2 separate regions of the Homo sapiens genome follow, and region 1 is linked to region 2. The links are chromatin loops, found by intact Hi-C in ENCODE. Cell type or tissue: IMR-90. All regions are shown on one strand.

The links. Hi-C counts contacts between places; a loop is a spot of excess contacts. Peaks named below come from ENCODE experiments on the same cell type or tissue, not always from the same donor. Only the 100,000 strongest peaks of a DNase experiment are listed, where the experiment ranks them.
Region 1: it touches region 2 in a loop (3-fold over the local background); 2 of 110 quality-filtered maps call a loop at or near these places.

The regions. Positions count from the first base shown.
Region 1 is chr6:56,907,621-56,915,620 of GRCh38, reverse strand. The region is part of intron 2 of DST (dystonin); the gene reads left to right. Among named protein-coding and RNA genes, the nearest start is that of DST, 43 kb to the left of the region's middle. RefSeq lists enhancers at 63-232, 3,350-3,519. In IMR-90, no CTCF peak of the experiment used is centred here; a DNase peak (open chromatin) is centred at 3,560; H3K27ac peaks cover 804 bases.
Region 2 is chr6:57,263,709-57,271,708 of GRCh38, reverse strand. It overlaps a transcript of PRIM2 not described here. Among named protein-coding and RNA genes, the nearest start is that of LINC03001, 4.4 kb to the right of the region's middle. In IMR-90, a CTCF peak has its summit at 3,441 (motif pointing left); DNase peaks (open chromatin) are centred at 3,538, 5,578 and 5,828; H3K4me3 peaks cover 185 bases; H3K27ac peaks cover 2,102 bases.

The DNA of each region.
Region 1 (8,000 bases), 360 kb after region 2:
TAGCACGTTTTTTTCCTTTCTTTTTTTCATCTTGTTTCTTACCTTTTTTTCTGTCCCTGTCTTCACTCTCCACCCCCGTATTTTGTGCTGCACACTCAGTGGGCTGCACAACCTCATCTATCTCAGTTGACTTTCCTTCCTGTGCTCTTTTTGTGGCCCATTTTCTTTTCTCACCACACCTCTCTAGGCTGTCTTCTTATGATTAGTGTTCCTGGCCTTTGCTTAGTGTGAACATTTACCACTTCAGAAATCTTGCTGTTTGGGTGCTATTTGGCTTCTCAGAATTTGCAGTTGGGAAGTTGTAAATGCCCCATAAAACATGCTTTTTTATTTTATATTTCCTAAGTTCTTGTCTTGAGAAGGACGTTATCTTAGATATACATATTTTTAAACCGTGACTCTTTTTATTTGTAGACATGGTCACTAGTGATAATGTCTGTGAGTAGTATCTCAGAAAAGGCTGCATGCAAACAGATTGTGCTCACATTTAAAGAATCATCTATAAAATCCCTTGGTCTATAATTATGAAGGCTGGGTTATGATTTGCTGGTGGCACAGCTATTTATAGAGTCTGTCATTGCGCATGACTGTCTGTGCCCGGGGCTGTGGGCCCGTTGCTGAGAGAAGCTGAGCTCTGGCTGCCGCAAGAGCAGATTGCACTGACTGCTGCTCCTGTTTCTCAGTCAGCCTTCCTCATTTGCCTTCCTTAGCTTTGAATGGAGCTTGTTTCTCTCTAGAACTCTTGTCTATTCCCACTTTGCTTTTTCATATGGTTACTGTTACCTGTTTTTGATGTGTATATTGCCCAGTGTTTTGCCATTACTCTCATTTTTTGTATTGATGAGTTTTCTGTCCTCTAGAAGCTCTTTGTTGCTGGATCTTTCTTGTCATTGAATGTTAAATATGGTTCGTAAGTTATTGATGGCACTGTTCAGGAAATCAGACTGTTTGTTTCAGGTCAGCTTCCCAGAAAAATAGACTTTGAGATGGAGACTCTATGCAGGAGATTTATTGGGGAGTGCCCTCGGGAAAAACACCCTAAAATAGTGAGGGAAGCAGGATTGGGCCACGGAGGAATTATGTTGCATATGCCAATGGCCCCAAGATCCCACAGGAAGTTTCAGAGTTGTCCCTAGTTGAAGCAATCACTAGCCCTTCCCTGTTGACCAGCATTTGGCCTGGGGGACGGGATGTGACAGCTAGCTCTTAGGCTGGAGGGCAATTCCCAGCTAAAAGCCATGCTGCCACCCTCTCAGCAACTGGCCCAAGGAATGGGGGAAAATGTGGGGTATGCCCCACATTATCCAGACTAGTTGTAGTTTTGAATATAGTGTAATTTCTACCCTCTTTTAATTTTAATATGGATGCAATGTTGGTTCCTTACTTAATATGGGTGCATTGTTGGTTCCATACTTAATATGGATGCATTGTTGGTTCCATAAATATGCCTGAAAGCCAAGCATATTTATTTTCTTTTTATGGTTCATTTTGGTACAAAACATGAAGTTGATGAATTCAGTCTAAGAAAAAATAAGAGTGTAGGGCAATTTCAACAGAATAAACCCTGGCTTACTGAACAGCCACTGTTCATAAAAGTCTGCTGTCATTCAGTGGCTAATGACTTTATCCCTAAAAACCAAAGCTGGAGATGGGAAGGATAAAGGATTGCAGTAGGGTTGATAAAATTTGTGCAGACTTTTGCCTGGTAGTTGCAGTCTAAATATAAAAAAAATCATCAGATTAGGAAAATAATCCAACTGCATCATCTATGTGTTTGATGAAATAACATAACAGATGCTGTTTGATCTGCCTAGAAACTACAAACAGATGGAGTAGACACGGCTGCCAGAGGGAAATTAGGCTGACCTTATATTTCATAGACTAGGTTGTTGACTGAGAGTACAGATTAGCAGACCAAAACATCAAGTCAAAATTATTTTTCAGTCTGTGTTAGAAACAGAGTGCTCAAGGCCCTACAGGGTGCTATAGAGCAGGGGTTGGCCACATTTTTCTGTAAAGGGCCAGATAATAAGTACAGTATTTTTGACTTTGCAGGTCATATGATCTCTGTTGCAGCTACTTAACTCTGTGTTTGTGGCAGAGAAGTAGCCATAGACAATATGTAAATGAATGGACATGGCTGTGTTCCAATGAAACTTTGCAAAAACAGATGGTGGGTCAGTTTGTCCGAAGAGTGATAGTTTGCTGACCTTTGGTGGAGAGCACATATCAGGTTGCTGAGTTTCAGTCCTCGAGCAGATACTTACAAAGTATTAGGCAAACTTCTAAGTGTCCATTTCCTTATCTGTAAAATGGGCATTGAAAAAGTATTTACCTACTAGGAATATTACAAGAAATAGTGAGATAATGCATGCATAGTATTTGGCACATAGGAAATGCTTGATAAGTAGAAATAATTGTTGTTTATGGAGCTGTAAAGAATTAAAGAGAGTTGAATGTAGTTAGGAGCTGAACAATGCTGGAAAAGTGTTAGATAAATGGGACTCAGATTCTGTTTGGCTATGTAATAAGATGTGTCAATGGAGCTCTTTTTGTCTTAGTTTTGTTTGAGGCCCCAATAGTTGTAGTCAGAAAGGCTCACATTGCCAGAGAGAGGAGTAGAGCCCTATGTAGGAGGTAGCTATAAATTTGATTTTGCCACCAGCTCTGTGGTAGACTGTGTTTTGCTCACCAATGTCTGTGTTCTCTTATTCTTGGCACATAACTAATTTTTTAGCTTCCCTTGCAACTTGGTGATGACCTTGTAACTGGGTTCTAGTTAATGAAACGTAAGAAATGATGTGTGCCATTTACAGGTCTGATGTACTGAAACCATGCACACAATCCTGGCCCTAGTTTCCATAATCCAGCAGAGTGGAGAGGATATTGAGAACCTAAAAAGCCATAGATGGAAGGTGCCTGGTGTTCTAAATGACTCTGTGGAGCAGAGCACCACCCCCACTTGCTGATCTATGCGTGACATGAGCGAGGCATAAACTTTTATTGTGTTAAGCTCCTGAGGTTTTGGTGTTGCTTGCTGTAGCCGTTAGTCTATGCTGATAGTTATAGTCAGCCATCACCGATTTTAGGTATATGGATAAAGGCTAAGGTTTCATCTGTGAGAGGTTAAAGAAGTGCTGTTCAGTAGAACTTTCTGTGAGAACACAAATGTTTTATCTGTATTATCCAATAGGGTCTCTACTAGCCACATATGATATTGAGTACTTAGAATATGGCTAGCATGCTTGAGAAGTTGAAATTTTAATTTAATTTTAATTAATTAAAATTTAAATAAAAATATGTGGCTGGTAGCTACTCTGTTAGACAGGTCAGGATTAGAGACTGGGGAATGTCTTAGCAGTGTGCTGCGCCCGACCCCAAGACTCCATAATAATTCCAAAGGGCCAGAGACTGTGGCTGGACCACTGTTCTAATGATGGAATGAGCAGAAAGGGCTGCACTGGAAACAGCCTGCTCTCCCAGAATTTGTTGGGGCAAAGGATACATGAATATTTCTTACAGCTGTCTTGGGAGAAAGAGCCTGGAGTCACTTTAAACCCCATCTAGGAGGAAACCAAAAGGAGTGATGTGACCTCATTGGAATGGTATGCTTTTGTGACTAGAAGTGGTTGGGAGACTTTTTAATTATCTGAGAATGACCAGAAAAATTATAGATCTACACAAAATCTTATGTAGTATTGAGAGAAAAGGAACCCCTCATTGTGGATTTCAGAGGTCGACCAGGAAAGAAAATGTAGTTTTTTTCTGAGTGTACACTATGATCCCTGCTTGGGCTAATCTAACATTTATAATTAAAAAGCACTTTAAGCTCTTTAAAGGAGAAGATGCTGTATCTCAAGTAGCTTCAACCTCGTAGTCTTTGTTTAGTCTTTTCCCCACCCGCATCCAAGACTGTGTTTAGTGTCTTAGGCTCATTTGGATGCAGAATCAGAGACATACTATATTTTAAGGCATGTTGTATGTATAATTTAATGGAAATCAAAGAAAAAGATCCATACGAGGGTCTGGCTTTACATGGATAGAACTGGAAGTTGGTTACAGATTAAAGGCCTCACTCCCTGCAGTAGCGAGATGCCGTAGGAATGACTCCATTCCACTCCACTAGCTGCTTCTTTTCCTTTTGCCCTTTTCACTTATGATTTCTGGCCCCTGATAGCCTCAGCCTATACCAGAGGCACACAGTTTCCATGAATCCTTCTACATCCTTGTTACTCAAAGTTTGGTCTGCAGACCAGCAGCATCAGAATACCCTGGAAGCCTGTTAGAAAAGCAGACTCTCAGGCCCCACTCAGACCCACTGCATTAGAATCTGCATTTTAATAGGATTTCCAGGTGATCCATGTACATATTAAAGTTTGAGAAGCACTGATCTATAGAATTAATTCCCTCCCTTCCTCCTTCCCTTCCTCCCTTGCAGCCTCTATGCTAAGCAGCCCAGGCTCTCAGTTTTTCTCAGACTCTCAAAGCAAAAACTCTGATAGACACAGCCTAAGTGTCAAGAACCAGCAACCATAACTGGAGGGGTGTGAGGCTACAGTACAAAACATGCTTCCTCAGGCAGCAGGGACTGTGGGTGGAGCCTTTTGTTTAAGAAGGGAATGTTTGACATTATTAAGAGATTTTAAAATATTTTCATTTACAAAACTGCACCTAAGTTGTAGTTCATTTGCAATTTAGAAAACATTAAGGCTCTCTGATTGTTTAAATCAGTGCTTCTTACCAGCAGGAACTAATAAGCAGTTGATATAATATCAGTCAATATGAAATAAACACTGTATTACTAACCTGTGAAAGTTTATCTAAAATAAATGTACAGGCCGAGCACGGGGGCTCATGCTTGTAATCCCAGCACTTTGGGAGGCCGAGGTGGGTGGATCATTTGAGGTCAGGAGTTCGAGACTAGCCTGGCCAACATGGTGAAACCCTGTCTCTACTAAAAATACAAAAATTAGCCAGGTGTGGTGGTATATGCCTGTAATCCCAGCTACTTGGGAGGCTGAGGCAGAAGAATTGCTTGAACCCAGGTGGTGGAGGTTGCAGTGAGCTGACAGCATGCCACTGTACTCCAGCCTGGGTGCTGGAGTGAGACTCCATCTCAAAATGAATAAATAAAATAAAATAAAATAAAATAAATGTACAATTCAGCTAGGCACAGTGGCTCATGCCTATAATCCCAGCACTTTGGGAGGCTCAGGTGGGAGGATTCTTGAGGCCAGGAGTTTGAGACCAGCCTGGGCAACATGTGAGACCTTGTCTCTTTAAAATATTAAGTGGATGTAGTGGTGCATACAGGTATTCCCAGCTGCTCAGGAGGCTGAAGAAGGGGGATCACTTGAGCCCAGGAGTTCTAGGCTACAGTGAGCTATGATCACACCACTGTTCTCTAGCCTGGGCAACTGAGCGAGACCTCATCTCTATAAAATAATAAATAAAAAGAAATGTGCAGTTCCCTAGACTTTTCCAAAACAGACTCTTTGTTGTCATCATAACTCCAGGGACCAATGTTCTATACCAAACAATGACTAGTTATTAGAAAAGATTTTAAAAAGGTAATATTTTGCCCCACTTTCCTTTACTTGCCAGGGAATACATTCTCTCTGAAAACAGAACGGTATCTTCTAGATACATTATTTTTTTTCCCGGCTGACAAAGTGACTTCCAGGACCAATCTTTTAATATAGGGTTATTAAAACAACAAACAGTTAAATTGCTCTAATCCTGAGGGTCCCCCTGCATATAGCACGATGGGATACAGTATTATTAAGACCAAAACTACTCATTCACCACACAGTAAGGGGCAGGACCTTTGGTTTCTCAGACTGTACTCACATGATGGTGGCATCAGCATCACTGGAGGATTTGTTAGGAATGCAGATTCTTAGCCCTATCCCAGACTTAATGAATCAGAAACTCCGAGGGTGTGGCCCAGAAGTCTGTATTTTAATGAGCCTTCAAGGTGGTTCTGATGCTTGATAAAGTTTGAGAACCAGTGAGTCAGGGTAGTGCAAACTCCTATAGCAAATATATACTCATTGGCTCAAACAAAATACAAATCTGTTTGTTGTTTATTTAAAGGTACAGGTGTGGGTAAACAGGTTGGTAGAGTGGCCTCTTTCATGTAGTTATTCAGGGACTTGGGCTGCTGGAAGCATGGTTGCTTCAAAGGTCATGCTGGCCAAAAGAGGAGAAGAGCATGGAGAAGTGGCTGTGGGAAGTGTTTATATGCTAGGTCCAGAAATGGCTTACATATATACACATTTCATTGGCTAGAGCTCAGTCACATGGCCTTATCTAACTGCAGGGGAGGCTGGGAAACGTAGCCTAGCTTGTGACCAACAAAAAAAGGCAAACATGGATAAAAGACAGAACTATGAAAGAAACCAATTACATTGAAATATAAGTTATTAGAAATATTTTTGACAGCAGCATAGGTACTTTTTAATTAATGCGTTGAATAACAAGATCTAGTGGTGTTACAGGAAAGGAGTCCTGATTGAGACCCCCAGAGAGGGTTCTTGGATCTCCCACAAGAAAGAATTCAGGGTGAGTCCATAGAGTAAAATGAAAGTAAGTTTATTAAGAAAGTAAAGGAATAGAAGAATGGCTATTCCATAGACAGGGCAGCCCAGAGGGCTACTGGTTACACATTTTTATGCTTATTTCTTGATTATATGCTAAACAAGGGGTGGATTATTCATGCATCCCCCTTTTAGACCATATAGGGTAACTACCTGACCTTGCCATGGGATCTGTAAACTGTCATGGCGGTGGGCGGAGTGTAGCAGTGAGGACGACTGTAGGTCACTCTCATTGCCATATTGGTTTTGGTGGGTTTTAGCCAGCTTCTTTGCTGCAACCTGTTTTATCAGGAAGGTCTTTACGACCCGTATCTTGTGCCAACCTCCTATCTCATCCTGTGACTTAGAATGCTTTAACCGTCTGGGAATGCAGCCCAGTAGGTCTCAGCCTCATTTTACCTAGCTCCTGTTTAAGGTGGAGTTGCTCTGGTTCAAACGCCTCTGACAGTGGCACATTTACTAACTACTGTGATTTTGAAGTAACAAGTATAAATAGTATTTCAAGAGATCTGCAGGCACTACAACTTAATATTTAAATCTATGATGACTTTTGGTGGCAAAAGTCACAGGTACTGTTGATGATACCAGGTTTATGGCCTACATTCATAATTGAACCATATTTTAAATTTCAATTATAAGTTATTGAAAATCAAGGCATATTTTTTCTGCATCCAAGTTCGTTGACTGCCCTCTTCATCTCTCTCAAATTTTATCCATGGATCAAAGAGCTTCTACGATACACTTTATTTCTAGCCTAGGATGAAGGGAATCTTTTGATTTTTTAATGGAGCATTATAGACTTTATAAGTAGCAGCTTATTGAGCTTTATAATATTTACATATGGTAAATTTATATCTTGTATAACACAAAAGTAACATTATATATACATATATGTGTGTATATATGTGTGTGTGTGTGTGTGTATATATATATATGTATTTTCTTTTTTTGTTTTGACGAAGTCTCACTCCGCCTCCCAGGCTGGAGTGCAGTGGTGCAATCTTGGCTCACTGCAACCTCCGCCCCTGGGCTCAAGCAATTCTTGTGCCTCAGCCTTCCAAATAGCTGGGATTATAGGCGTGTGCCACCACGCCCGGCTGGTGGAGACGGAGTTTGACCATGTTGCCCAGGCTGAAAAGTAATTCTATAGCAATGCTCAGTGGGTCAACGTGTTAATTTTTCCTCTTTCCAGATGCGTAATCAGTAAACTTGACAGTAGTTTGACCTTATAAAACAATAATGCTTACCTAAAAATGTTATTTTTTTTTCCAATTTCTGCCTCATTCATCTAAATTGTTAATAGATCTTTTCTTGTTTTAATCAGTCAACATATATTCCTGAGCACTTCCAGTCCTGTGGATACATGTAGAAGATTAATTCTGAATGCATTACTGCCTTATA
Region 2 (8,000 bases):
TAAAAGAACTAGAGAAGCAAGAGCAAACACATTCAAAAGCCAGCAGAAGGCAAGAAATAACTAAGATCAGGGCAGAACTGAAGGAAATAGAGACACAAAAAACCCTTCAAAAAATCAATGAATCCAGGAGCTGGTTTTTTGAAAAGATCAACAAAATTGATAGACCACGAGCAAGACTAATAAAGAAGAAAAGAGGAAGAATCAAATAGACGGAATACAAAATGGTAAAGGGGATATCACCACCAATCCCACAGAAATACAAACTACCATCAGAGAATACTATAAACACCTCTACGCAAATAAACTAGAAAATCTAGAAGAAATGGATACATTCCTTGACACATACACCCTCCCACGACTAAACCAGGAAGAAGTTGAATCTCTGAATAGACCAATAACAGGCTCTGAAATTGAGGCAATAATCAATCGCTTACCAACCAAAAAAAGTCCAGGACCAGATGGATTCACAGCCGAATTCTACCTGAGGTACAAAGAGGAGCTGGTACCATTCCTTCTGAAACTAGTCCAATGAATAGAGAAAGAGGGAATCCTCCCTAACTCATTTTATGAGGCCAGCATCATCCTGATACCAAAGCCTGTCAGAGACAAAACAAAAAAAGAGAATTTTAGACCGATATCCCTGATGAACATCGATGCAAAAATCCTCAATAAAATACTGGCAAACCAAATCCAGCGGCACATCAAAAAGCTTATCCACCATGATCAAGTGGGCTTCATCCCTGGGATGCAAGGCTGGTTCAACATACACAAATCAGTAAGTGTAATCCAGCATATAAACAGAACCAAAGACAAAAACCACATGATTATCTCAATAGATGCAGAAAAGGCCTTTGATAAAATTCAACAACGCTTCATGCTAAAAACTCTCAATAAATTAGGTATTGATGGGACATATCTCAAAATAATAAGAGCTATCTATGACAAACCCACAGCCAATATCATACTGAATGGAGAAAAACTGGAAGCATTCCCTTTGAAAACAGGCACAAGACAGGGATGCCCTCTCTCACCACTCCTATTCAACATAGTGTTGGAAGTTCTGGCCGGGGCAATCAGGCAGGAGAAGGAAATAAAGGGCATTCAATTAGGAAAGGAGGAAGTCAAATCGTTCCTGTTTGCAGATGACATGATTGTATATCTAGAAAACCCCATCGTCTCAGCCCAAAATCTCCTTAAGCTGATAAGCAACTTCAGCAAAGTCTCAGGATACAAAATCAATGTACAAAAATCACAAGCATTCTTATACACCAATAACAGACAAACAGCCAAATCATCAGTGAACTCCCATTCACAATTGCTTCAAAGAGAATAAATTACCTAGGAATCCAACTTACAAGGGACATGAAGGACCTCTTCAAGGAGAACTACAAACCACTGCTCAATGAAATAAAAGAGGATACAAAGAAATGGAAGAACATTCCATGCTCATGGGTAGGAAGAATCAATATCATGAAAATGGCCATACTGCCCAAGATAATTTATAGATTCAATGCCATCCCCATCAAGCTACCAATGACTTTCTTCACAGAATTGGAAAAAACTACTTTAAAGTTCATATGGAACCAAAAAAGAGCCCGCATCGCCAAGTCAATCCTAAGCCAAAAGAACAAAGCTGGAGGCATCATGCTACCTGACTTCAAACTATACTACAAGGCTACAGTAACCAAAACAGCATGGTACTGGTACCAAAACAGATATATAGACCAATGGAACAGAACAGAGCCCTCAGAAATAATGCCGCATATCTACAACCATCTGATCTTTGACAAACCTCACAAAAACAAGCAATGGGGAAAGGATTCCCTGTTTAATAAATGGTGGTGGGAAAACTGGCTAGCCATATGTAGAAAGTTGAAACTGGATCCCTTCCTTACATCTTATACAAAAATTAATTCAAGATGGATTAAAGACTTACATGTTAGACCTAAAACCGTAAAAACCCTAGAAGAAAACCTAGGCAATACCATTCAGGACAGAGGCATGGGCAAGGACCTCATGTCTAAAACACCAAAAGCAATGGCAACAAAAGCCAAAATTGACAAATGGGATCTAATTAAACTAAAGAGCTTCTGCACAGCAAAAGAAACTACCATCAGAGTGAACAGGCAACCTACAGAATGGGAGAAAATTTTTGCAATCTACTCATCTGACCAAGGGCTAATATCCAGAATCTACAATGAACTCAAACAAATTTACAAGAAAAAAACAATCCCATCAAAAAGTGGGCAAAGGACATGAACAGACACTTCTCAAAAGAAGACATTTATGCAGCCAAAAAACACATGAAAAAATGCTCATCATCACTGGCCATCAGAGAAATGCAAATCAAAACCACAATGAGATACCATCTCACACCAGTTAGAATGGCGATCATTAAAAAGTCAGGAGACAACAGGTGCTGGAGAGGATGTGGAGAAATAGGAACACTTTTACACTGTTGGTGGGACTGTAAACTAGTTCAACCATTGTGGAAGTCAGTGTGGCGATTCCTCAGGGATCTAGAACTAGAAATACCATTTGACCCAGCCATCCCATTACTGGGTATATACCCAAAGGACTGTAAATCATGCTGCTATAAAGACACATGCACACATTTGTTTATTGCAGCACTATTCACAATAGCGAAGACTTGGAACCAACCCAAATGTCCAACAATGATAGACTGGATTAAGAAAATGTGGCACATATACACCATGGAATACTATGCAGCCATAAAAAATGATGAGTTCATGTCCTTTGTAGGGACATGGATGAAATTGGAAATTATCATTCTCAGTAAACTATCGCAAGGACAAAAAACCAAACACCGCATGTTCTCACTCATAGGTGGGAATTGAACAATGAGAACACATGGACACAGCAAGGGGAACATCACACTCTGGGGACTGTTGTGGGGTGGGGGGAGGGGGGAGGGATAGCATTAGGAGATATACCTAATGCTAAATGACGAGTTAATGGGTGCAGCACACCAACATGACACATGTATACATATGTAACAAACCTGCACGTTGTGCACATGTACCCTAAAACTTAAAGTATAATAATAATAAAATTAAAAATAAATAAGTAAATGTGGGGGGAAATTGCCATATATATATACATATATATCCTTGTAATGCCTCAGAACCTAGTGCATCAGAATTCTTTTTAAAACTCAATTAAAAAATATTGATTGTAATCTATTTTTCTACCAAGAATGTTAACCTTGGCTCTGAGATAGCATTTTTTTTCACCTTTTATGCATAGACATTTTGATGTCATGTGATATTTTAAAAGCCATATTAGTCTTCTCAATATATGAAGTCTTTACATCTTGAGGCTCAAGTTACAGAATATTTTCTGCCTTTAACTCTAACATTTAATATTCTTATATCCTACAGGAGGTCACAAAATGTTATACAGTAAAGTAATTGGAGCACCACCTGGTGGGCATTCTGGCTACATTCCTGACTTGAAGGGAACAAAATGTGGTTTTTTGAGACCAAGGAGGAATATGACTAGGAAGACATGTCTCCTCCCTTCCGCTGGAGACTGAAGTAACAACTACGTAACTCATAGAACCTTCCAACCACCTAATACTTTAGGAATGTGCTTGGAGCTCTTCTAAATCCATCTCACTTGAACTGCAAAGCCAGAAACAACAGCCATTATTCCTCTGAAGCCTGCAAAATGCTGAGTAGATTAAAAGGATTATGTTTCTGTTCTCATATGCTCAATGCCCATAGCTCAACAACCTTACTTTTACAAGAACCCAGCAACAATGATTTCATTTTGAATGAATCCACGATCTTCTCTGCAACATAGTTAAATGTAACCAGGCCAGGACGGTGGCTCACCCTTGTAATCCCAGCACTTTGGGAGGCCAAGGCGGGAGGGTCATTTGAGGCCAGGTTTTCGAGACCAGCATGTGCCACCATGCCTAGCTAATTTTAAAATTTTTTTGTAGAGATGGGGTGTCGCAATGTTGCCCAGGCTGGTCTTTAACTCCTGGCCTCAAGTGATCCTCCCGCCTCCGCCTCCCAAAGTGCTGGAATTACAAGTGTGAGCCACCGTGCATGTCAACCATTCTTATTTATTCTGCTTTTTATTTTCCTGGCTTCTCTTCAGCACTCTCAACCATTCTTTATAGCAATGCTCCCCAAATTTTTTCATGTGGTATTGCTCGTAGAAAGTGATAATATTAGTACAGTGCTGGACTAAATGGATGAGGTTGCTCAAAGGTTTTATGCAGCCTCTCAAAGAGATGCCACTGGGATTGAGCTCACTTGCCCAAGACAGTAACCCGCTTCTCAATGTATCCTTTAATGGTGTTCCTCTTTTGCCAGTCTTACTTGCCCACTCCCTGATCATGCCTCCTGGGATCACCTCCCAAGTAAACTACTTTCACCCAAATTCTTGTCCCATCACAGTAGATAATGAATACCAAAAAAATGGCAAAATGACAATAAAACTAATATCCAAGCAAAGTGGACCTTTGTGCATCAAGCTTTGCTCTAAAACATGTATCAACCTATTAGGTAAAGCAATGCATTGATTAATTAATGAAGGTAATTACTTAAATTCTGTGCTTCACTTTGCATGTGGAGGCACTGCATGCATTTTAAGAACATTTTTAGACTTATATCAAGACATTTGTCTTTCATACCTAAAGAACTAAGCTACAAAAGGTTTAATGACTTCCCACGTCACATCTTTAACAGTAAAAGTCAAAATAGTTAAAATTCATTGAGCATTCACTATATGCTGGATTCTGTGTGAAGTACTTTTCATCATTCCACTAATCATTTATTTTTAACTTTTTTTAACTATTTTTAATCATTTATTATTTTGGACGTTAAGATACCCACTCCACAAATGAGGAAACTGAGCTAAAAGAGATCGGTTCCAAATTGGCACTGATCAAAAATTAAAGAGAAAGCTTTGAACTAGCAAGTAGAGAGAAGCTGTGGCGACATAGACTATTTTTACACTACAAAATGTTATTCTAATAAAGTCTACATATACACTCAAAGTGAAGTAGAAGATCAGGACAGGTAATCAGATAATTCAAATGCGGCAAATTACTCTTTTTCACAGCAATTCATGAAAAACATATTTGGCTGAATTATCCACATGGTTAAATGAAATCTGCGCTATATGTTATATGTTTAACTAACCTTGAACTTGGTCTTAAACAAATCGTCACTTTGGTCAGCCCTATAAGCAACTGTGGTTGCAAAAAAATTGTCGAGCTGATTATTTGATTAGGTAAAATTGAAAACTCTGATATTTTTAGAGTTGACATTAACATTTCAGTAAAATGAATTCTTCATTCTTGACTCTGTAGGCCGTCTGGGTTTGTTTCCTAGAGACAGAGATGATATTTGCACCAAAAATCTAAATACAGAGAAACAATCTTGAGCAAATGGCCAAGTTTTCACATTGAGATGCTTAAACACATGAAGCTGCCCACATGAAACTGCTGTCATCTTCCATAAAGACTTGGTTTCTTTGTTTTATTTATGTTGACTCACATTGCAGCTACTTTATATTTAGAGTAAAATGGAAATTCTTCTGTATTCTACACAAAGCCAAGCAAATTGCAGTTTTCCTTTCGTTTCTGGGTGTCTTATTTGTTCAAGCTCTTTATAAATAGCCCTGAGCTTGGAAATTAGTTAAGTTTTGCTGTTTTTTCATTCTCCTTTTCTTATAGTTTAAAAATCAAACTGTCTGATTTTATTCTACTTTCATAAGACTGGGCAAGAAGCCCATTTCCTGTTAATGATGAGGTGACCATATTTTGACAGTACATTAAAGAATAGTTGGATGACATACTGGCAGGGGAAAGTCAATTGAGGAAAAAGTGTACTCAGATTTGGAAAATGAGTCAGTGTCTAGGAACCAACTGCATTTAACACACAAAATTTGCTCCAAATGAGCAAATTGAAAATCCTTTAAGAGAAGCTGCATAATAAATATGTCTAGAGTTGTCAGGCACAGAATTCTTTATAAAAAAATTCTGTTTAATTGCAGTGACATCAATTTCTGGGCTATCTATAGGATAAATTGATAGATTACTTAAACTAAAACACACAAATCAAATCACTAAATGCATTCACAACTTTTCCCTAGAATTGTCAAAGTCTACATGCCTAAGTGTGTTCTATTCTAGTAAGTGGTTGAGCGTCTACCGTAAACCAAAGTGTATGGAAAAATAACCCAAACCTTTGGAGGAACAAAATTAAAATGGCACATACCAACGTGGCAAGCTAGCAACAGATGCACCAGAGAGACTTTATATTAAAGAGCTGACTTGAAAAAGCTATTCAAGAAATCAAGATTTCTCCACTTCTTCAGCTTAATAATTAAAGTCATACTGTCCCTTCTCCTCCCCAAATAAAAGGTAAGAGTCGAATGAAAGAGGCTAACACAGACAACCTGATGGCCTTGAAAATACTGCATAATGGCCTGATCATTTGCCCACATGGTTCAGTAAAAAGGTCAAGTCATGTCTTCACCAGAGATTAAGCTGCTTCTCCATAGACATCCAGGTCAAAAGCAATCAGGACTATTAACAATCTAGTTGTTATTAATGATAACATATATAAACATTTTATAGCACTGTACAGCTTACAAATTGCTTTCACATACATTAATCACATGACCCTCATAACAATCCTATCAAGTAGGTAGAACATGTACTACTATTACTATTTTACGGAAGACATCACAATCCAATTCTCTAGATATCCCAGTTTTCTCTCCTCCACCCATTACTGAGTCTCAGTCTCCAAACTATACATTCTTAAAAGTTTTTGACGCCTTTAATCCCAGCCAATAAATGGGGACAAACAAGATCTGCCAGTGGGCAGATCACAAGGTCAAGAGATTGGAACCATCTTGGCCAAGATGGTGAAACCGTATATCTACTAAAAAATGCAAAAATTAACTGGGCTTGGTGGGGCGCACCTGTAGTCCCAGCTACTCAGGAGGCTGAGGCAGGAGAATCGCTTGAACTCAGGAGGGGGAGGTTGCCGTGAGCCAAGACTGTGCCACTGCACTCCAGCCTGGCAACAGAGTGAGGCTCCATCGCAAAAAAAAAAAAAAAAAAAAAGCGTTTGACTTTTACAAGTTTAAATCACCCCTCATCACATTGGTATTAGAGGGGTTGCAACTGTTTACCAGTGTATTCAATGATAAAATGATGGGGCTGGCTCTGTCATTATATTCTGTGAAATAATGGGTTGAGTATTTGAAGTGATGACGAGCACTCCAGGAACAATGAAAAGGAGAAGAAAAATCAGTGCGATAAATCAGGAGGCCAAAATAAATGCAGACCACTCCCCCGACGACAACCAGTTATTAAGCAAGAAAGCTACCACTAAAATGAAATTCATGGCTTGGTGTCATTATAAATACACACTAAAGAGGGCTTCAGGTACTGCACCACCCAACACTGCAGAAAACACTAAAATACTTCCATAGCAACTATCACTAAGGACATCATTAGGATGCTGAAAATGTAAAAGAGGAAAAAAGAGCCAATAAATGGGGACAAACAAGATTATTTCCCTGGTAGAGTAAAGCCCATTGTTCACTCTCAGAAGACATAAATATTTAACCACCCAAGGCAAGCTATAACCAGCTATTTCAGCTAGCCAAACCCATCTTCCTGATATATAGTGTTTTCAAAAAATAAATCAACCAAGGAGTTGAAACCCAAGGAACTCACAAATACATGTACCAGGCTGGTGGCAGCACGCTCTAGTCTGAAGGATTGATCATGAGTCAGGAGGGGAGGGTGCAAGCCTCAGCCCGGTCACTTAGTACCTATCAAACCTATTATGGGACATGTAGGTATTGTCAGGGACACAAAAGTGAATCAGAAACAGGTTTTGTCCTTGGGCTGTTCAGTGTTGTAGGGGGAGATAAAAGATAGATTACTATAAAATAAGCTAGATGTGATAGATGTCAAAAGAGAAATAAGATTGCTGCTATTC